Regions from separate parts of the Homo sapiens genome. Here all the other regions are linked to region 3. The links are chromatin loops, found by intact Hi-C in ENCODE. Cell type or tissue: mammary epithelial cell. All regions are shown on one strand. Region 1 has its middle 2.3 kb from the start of GABRA2. Region 2 has its middle 43 kb from the start of GABRA2. Region 3 has its middle 120 kb from the start of GABRA2.

Region 1 (2,500 bases), 110 kb after region 3:
CAGCTAAGAATTTGCACCGGTTTTGTCTCATTTTGTCTTTCAGTAATGTGGTGAATATGTGAGAACTGACATATACTCCAGGTCCACTTTGAAATTAGTTAACTAGTTCAATGGGAAAAAGTAGAAGATAATATTAAATTGTTTGAAAACAGAATAATCTGTGCTTCCGTTCCTAATTTTTCATAAATTTGTATTCTCATTCAAATGAATGAATCACATAGGAATGTATGTAGTTAAAGTATACACAAATTTATTATATGAAATATGTGCTGAGAGTTTAAAAAGTTAAATATAGTGAGATGCTATTCTTGTTGAAGTAATTATGATATTGCTCTTTAAAGCATGTAAAGATCATCATGATCCAATTCATGTAGTAGTAAGATTAAATGTATTTTGTAGAATTGTGGTATTTAAATGCTATTCTTATTAAAATATTCTTGTCTATTTTTATTAGTTCTGATATATATTTATCTACAGATATATTAGCATATTTGTATATATGTATGTATGCATATAAGTGTACAATAAATATAGGTGTATTATATATATACATATGTAATATATATACTTCTATACACATATCACTCTATAGAAAGCTTAAAGATTAATGAAGTCCCCTAGGGCATATAAAGTAGTAGCTCTCTATAGCAGTAATGCTAGGCTGAGCTCTAAAAATGGAAGCTGTACAAAATATCTGTTCAAGAACATGAACAGTTTTTATAACAAATCTTAAAATTGTACAATATTGTGAGATGTCAGCTAATAAGAAATCAGACAAAACCAAGATCTCCCAATTCTTCAGCTTTCTTTTATTCATGGTCTTTATGTGGAAATTTCCTTAAGGATTTCAGCGTTGGGGTTGGGGAATATGTAAGAAGTGACCACCTCCACCCACCAACCTAATTTGTTGATCAGTAATTCAAAGAGGTTTGAAACAGAAGGTTTTGTGCTGCCCAAGCCTGGATGGGAATGGATTTACTGGCAACCAATTAGTTGTCAATTCTTCCTCAGGATTGGTTGCCTTAGGACATGCTCTGAAAGGAGTGGGTAGGAAGAGCTTAGTCACGACCCACACAGGCTGGCTCAGATCTCAGGCAGTTAACCTGCACTCTATCACAAAGAGCAGAGAAGAAAATCTGGCTGAGTTTGTCAGCTGTTTGAGGAAGCTGGATAATCCTCCAAATTTCCAGAGAAATTTGTCTGGGCTAGTAATACAACAAAATAGCAGTATAGATATGGCTAAACACCAGAAATCTGCTGCCCACAATCAGCTTTTCTAGTTCCATTTCCTTTAATGTGCTTTGAAGTTTAAGTTACAGCTATCCAACATTTAAAATTGTAAAACATTTTGTGAGAACTAAAAATCAAGGTTTTATAATGAAAACTTTTAAATTTAGTTTTTACTGTGGGTCATTCTCCAGTAAATGCATCTCTAAATCGGTGGGATGTAGTAACATACACTTACAGAAAAAAAACCAAAATGGTGAAAAACATTCAAAGCAGCTTGAACTTTGTGAAGTGTCATATAAGAGGGTCATATGTCATTGAAATTACATATTTAATAAGGGTGCTAATGGGAAAAGCTAATTCCTCAGAACAAACAATTCCAATTGATATAAATGTTGAACGAAAAAAATTAAAACATTTATAATTTGATATTAGAATCCAGGAGAAGACCTTATAAGTATTAGAATAATATATGAATATATTTACAAAAATTGTGACATTCATTAAAGAAAAATTTTGTTGGAGCATAGCAATTAAGGCTGGGAAGAAACCATACACTGCTTAACTTCCATTATCAAAATATCAACAATTTATTAGTAATATAAATGGAGAGGTGATAGAGATTTTAATGAAGATTGACTCACAGAAATGGAAAATAGGAAAATACAGTAGCAAGTGAACTGTTCATGCCAAGTATAAGATACTTAGGTTCTCTGGTTGCAAGGTTTTAAATGGCATGCTTTTTATCTTTGTGAATTTCAATTAGACTCTGCAATGGGCAAGTCAGGAAAAGAATATTAATGATGGAGGAGAGAGCTGGGTGGTGTTCCATTCTTCACAGAGCAAGCTAAATAAGAGAGCAAATGTTTGTTTAGGTTGTAACATATTAAATGCTCATCCAGAAAATGGTGATTAATAGATTAAAAAGGACAGCTGGAAATATTTACAATGTAAAGGTTTTACTCTCCTCCCATAATCTTCAAAGCAAAGCTAAAATTTACTGTAGATTAGCAGTGCCTGTTAGAAAAACTGCACCATCTAGGAAAAACATCTGAATTTTTGGTGCATAACTAACAAAATTGAAGTGTTTGGCACATATTGACTCTGAATGTAAAATGACAGAAACGTATCAGCATACTTATCTCTCTCTCTTTTTTCCTTTAAAGTGTCTAACGTTTATAACAACTTCTGGAGGAGATAAACACTGGCTCTGCTTTGCCTTAGTAAAATGTGCATAACATTCTGTCTTCTGTGCAGTACAAAAAGGAAAATG
Region 2 (2,500 bases), 74 kb after region 3:
TGTATAAAGAGATCAAAACATTATGTTTTACTCCTTAAACATATATGACACAAAAAAACAATGGAATGCAGGACCATCTGTCATTGATCTCCAGTTTTCTCTTGTACCAACTGGAAACTCTTAGTTTGTGATTGAGCATGAACCTCAACCACAACAATGATTATTTCCAAAACGATAAAGCCAATCAATATCTTGTGTATTGATCTACACGTTATCAAATAACTTGCACTGGTTTTCCTTCTTTTACTGAATTGTCAACTCATTTAGATCAATTTAATTCTACTTAGTGACAACCTTGCTTAATGATGTAAATTGTAAATATAACTTTTTTCTCATGACAACAGTGCTGCAATGGCCTATTCACAAGCACCCTGCTGCCATTCCTTCCCTTCTAATTCTGCATACAGACAAAAGGTTTTGCTTACAAGAAGATTACTTTCACTGTTGTACTTCCCTGCTCAAAACCTCCAATTATTTTCTTGTCTTCAGGATCAAGGTCAGATTTCTTAGCCTGGTGTCCAAGGCTTTCCACAGTCAGTCGAATCTTGTGTGCTCCACTTATATCTGACTCTTCTTTTGCATCATCCTTCTGTTTTATGATCTCTGTACATTTCTTTCTCAATTCAACATTTTACCATGCAGAGTTAAAGAATAACATTGAAAATTATTTCCTCTTCCCTTCAGAATCTCCCTATTTTCTAATAGTCCTAATATAAATTCCATCATCTTGTCCTCCGCTTGTCTAACAGTCTTAATATAAACTCCATCATCTCTCATGAATGTTCCAGCTTATGCTGATATTTTCCCTTCTTAGATTGTGGAATTAATTTTTGACATCATTTATTTGGCATTTGGTTTTATACTATCTATAGCATTCTTTCTATTATTTTTATTTACTCGTGCCTTCTTTTCTTAATTTGATGGTCAGTGTCATGAGGGCAGAGAACATATCTTAGACTCCTGCTATATTCCATACGATCCATACTTTCAGTAATGAATATCTGATAAATAACTGTTGAAAGTATATACTTATGCTATTGGGGTGAATGTTTGATGAGAAGTTCCCAGAGCAGCACATTATTCCAGACAGGAAGCTTGCCAGGCTGAGTCATTCAGCAGCTGCAACATGTTTGCAATTTAGTTTCTTATCTGGGTGAGAGAATTGGGAATAAAGAAATCTCAGTTTGAAGTGTAGTGAATAAGCTTGGGTTTTGTACCTGTTGTAATTAAATAATTTATTTTTTAAAACTATTGCTGTGTATGATTCTTCCTTTTGATTTTAAAGCAAATATAGATTTGGCTGTGAGTAATAGAAATGGCTTCAATAATAAGGAAATAGTCTTATCAAAAGAAAGACAAAATGAAAAGTTCATTGATATAATGGTTTCAGATTTAGTTAATTTTGTAAACCAGTGATGTCACATGGGACAAAATTTCTTCTACCTTTCTGTTTTCATGCCCCCTGTTGTGTTATCTCCTCAGTCTGAGTGTTTACTTGGAAAATAGCTGTTACAGATCCATACTTCTGTGAAAGATACTACAATGTCCAGCAGGAGAAACAGAATCATTTCTTCTTTGAATCTCTAGTTAGAGGTGAAGAAGCCATTTCCAGAAACACCCTGAAGATTTCTCATGTCTTACTAGCTAAAACTGGGTCACGTTCTCACATCAAGATCAATAAATGGAAGGAAGGATTAGATCTCTAAAGATATAATGTACAATAATCTGACTATGATTAACAATACTTTATTGATACTTAAAATTTGCTAAGAGGGTAGAGTTTAAGTGTTTTCACCCCCCAAAAATTGATACTATCTGTTGTGATGAATATGTTAATTAACTTGATTGTGGTGATTATTTCACAATGTACATGTGTATCAAATTGTCAAATTGTACACCTTAAATATATAAAATTCTAATTGTCAAATATACCTTAATAACATTAAAAAAAAGAATTCTTGTTACCTGAGGTGGCAGGATAGGTATCAGAACAAAACTGAGACTCTTCAGTAGGTTAAAGGGGAAATGACTGTTTGCAAAATAATCAAACCAATTTTAACTAATCCAACATTAGCCAATAACCCCCCCTCAAAAAGGTAGGCAATGCTCTCACCCCTCTTATTTGTTTCCAAAGGACTGAATAAGGAAAAGCATTTCCTGACTCTGGGGATATCATCCAGCTGATTAGTGGGAGGAATCTTCTGCCAGAACATTTTAATAGTTTTAATGACCATAAATTATATATATTGTTTGCATTAAAATATTGGCTGTGACTAAGCCCAGAGGTTTCTCTAGGACACCTTAAAAAAATTAGAGTAGATGCCTTCATAAGCCAACTGGTAAAGGAGGGAGATCAGTTATCCCCACCACCCCGTTTTACTCCTTTCTTTTACCTAACTAGGTCACTTGAAACCTTTCTCCAGTGACCCAGAGCTATGTCAAAACCTGCTCTTGGATGTGTTATCTTGCCAGTCAGTTACACTGGAAGGGAATTTGTTCA
Region 3 (2,500 bases):
GGGAAGCAACACACCCAATTGCCTTTCATGAACTTACGAGATCCAGCTATGGTGCTACTAAAACTGATGATGCAAGAATTAGTCATTGAGATGGCTGAATATGAAAAAAGTTTTCATAGTCTTAATATCTGTAAATAGAAATGGCCTTATGTTGTAAGATAGGATTTTCCATATCCATATGAATAATTCAAGAAGCTTTTGAAAGCTTGCTCACTCAATGTATTGCGGTAAAAATGTACTGGAACAGGAGCAGGAGACCTAGACATCAGTTTGAACTTTACCATTGACTAGTAATTAATTACCTGAGCAAGTAGCATAGGTTTTCTGAGTTTCTGTGTAGTGTGTGTGTGTATTCTTAACTCTAAATTCTGTGAAACACAAACATATGCATTCCTTCATAAACTATACAAATTAAGCTTTTTTCCTCAGCTGTTCTTAGAAATTATAACTATGTTTCACAATCATATTCAAGTTCTTAAGTCCTTTATCAAGCCTTTCCTGACTGTATTTAATTTTCCTCCTCATTCACTTTCATTCTCTTTCTTTCCTATACATTCATTTTCTCTACCACACAATACACGTGAATAAGTATCATTTGAATTATGCACAGATTCATGGGTCTTAATCTTTACTTTTCAGATGGATTTAAACCCCATAATGGGTGAAATCATAATGCACTCAAATATTTAGCACACTGCCATGCATGTGGCAGTCGTTCAGTTAATAAATGCTCACAAAATATGAAAGTAGAATATAACACTGAATTTGGAAAAACAAGAAAACACAAACAAATCATTGTGCAATGTTAATTCAAACCCGTCTGTATTTTTGAACTTGAATTATTGCCATGTTTGTTGTTGATGGCTTAACCTAACAGCATGTGACAAATTATTATACATACTATTTATAAGGGGTTTACTACATGGCAACAATCCTACTGAAAACTTTCATCTTCTTTCATCTTTATAGTAGCTCCAATAGTGTAGTTCATTTCATCCTTTATTTTCTAAGCGAGGAAATAGTACCTGAGAGAGATTAACATGTTCAAGGTTATAAAGCTTAAATGATAGATCCAGGAATCAAATCCAGGTGTGTCAAATTCCAAATTCTGTCTTAAAATAATGTGCCACAAGGGGTTTTCGTTTGGCTAGCTAAAAGCATCTTCTGGAAATTCACATAGAAATTAAAAATATAATCAAACATAGGGAAAAGAGAAATAAAATGCTCTGGGTCTAAATAATACTAATGGTTGGCAATATAGGAAATAATAAGACAGCTACTTGAAGATAACCTCACCCTAGAAAGAACTCTAATTCTAGCCAGCAAAATTGAATCAACCATTAATAATGCAAGGTGACGTGCAGAGAAAGACTCAGCCCATAAAAGTGATTCATTTACCCTCTTTCCGGAAACAACATTCCATTGGGGCACATCAATGCCGCAAGCTGCTACTGAAGACACTATGTACATGAGCCAAAAATCATTGAGGTTCCCTTTTAGTCTTTGACTGTGATTCTAAAAGGTACTTGGCAAATGTTGCAGGATGTTCTGTACAAGGAGGCAAACGGTAATAATTGGAAAAAATTGAGTATTCTACATGAATGGACCTCTGAAGGATCCATGGCATTAAAGTTATTTTCAGACCCTTTTATATGTTTTAATTGAGGGTTAGCAATAAAACAGTTTTATGAAATTAAAGTGTTGTTTTAAATGCTAATCAAAGTTATCTGCTCAAAAGATAAAATGAATATTATAATAAAATACTTATAAAAAACAAAAACTTAAAACTTTGAAGATATACTAATGCTTATTTCTTTTGCATAAACCAAGATTCCTTTATACATAAGATAAGCATTGAGGTTTGCTAAATTTTGAGCTAACAGAAACGATGGGGAAAGGTTCACATTTTTAAGTCATTCAACTTACCTCACACATATTAGTTATTGAATAAATGTTTGCTAAATGAATAAATGAACCTCTGCATGTGAATATATATATGTGTGCATATATATGTATATATACATATGTACATATTTCTATACATGTATGTATTTGCACTGGAAGTGTTATAAACACATATATATTCATAGGCTGAGGACTATATATAGATGCATAAATATGTATGTATTAGAAATACACATATACATATGTAGGTATGTACGAGTATTTTTGAAATATAAGATGAGTCAGAAATATAAATCTCTAGCTATTGTTTGCTCTGTGGGAAGAACATAGATGTTAAGAATAAACACACTTGGATTTGAATTCTGTTTCTACCATAATCCACTCTCTAACCTTGGGTAATTTATCTGGTTTACAAGTCCCTGTCTTACTCTGTCAGTTCACAGTAATGTCTACTTTTTCAGATTTGTTGAGACAAATGCAGCAAATAATCCCAGAATTGTGCCTGATACAAAACAGCATTTTCCCTTTTTTCTTCTCTTCTTTCATTATATAAGAAAACTACTCAGTATAGTACTATTATATCTAGATTGATTGG

Evidence for each region. Peaks named below come from ENCODE experiments on the same cell type or tissue, not always from the same donor. Only the 100,000 strongest peaks of a DNase experiment are listed, where the experiment ranks them.
Region 1: it touches region 3 in a loop (2.3-fold over the local background); 2 of 110 quality-filtered maps call a loop at or near these places.
Region 2: it touches region 3 in a loop (2.4-fold over the local background); 2 of 110 quality-filtered maps call a loop at or near these places.

Annotation. Positions count from the first base shown.
Region 1 is chr4:46,391,184-46,393,683 of GRCh38, reverse strand. No RefSeq gene overlaps it. Among named protein-coding and RNA genes, the nearest start is that of GABRA2, 2.3 kb to the right of the region's middle. In mammary epithelial cell, no CTCF peak of the experiment used is centred here; no DNase peak of the experiment used is centred here; H3K27me3 peaks cover 247 bases.
Region 2 is chr4:46,431,727-46,434,226 of GRCh38, reverse strand. No RefSeq gene overlaps it. Among named protein-coding and RNA genes, the nearest start is that of GABRA2, 43 kb to the right of the region's middle. In mammary epithelial cell, no CTCF peak of the experiment used is centred here; a DNase peak (open chromatin) is centred at 1,106; H3K27ac peaks cover 345 bases.
Region 3 is chr4:46,505,982-46,508,481 of GRCh38, reverse strand. No RefSeq gene overlaps it. Among named protein-coding and RNA genes, the nearest start is that of GABRA2, 120 kb to the right of the region's middle. In mammary epithelial cell, no CTCF peak of the experiment used is centred here; DNase peaks (open chromatin) are centred at 111 and 1,401; H3K27ac peaks cover 1,175 bases.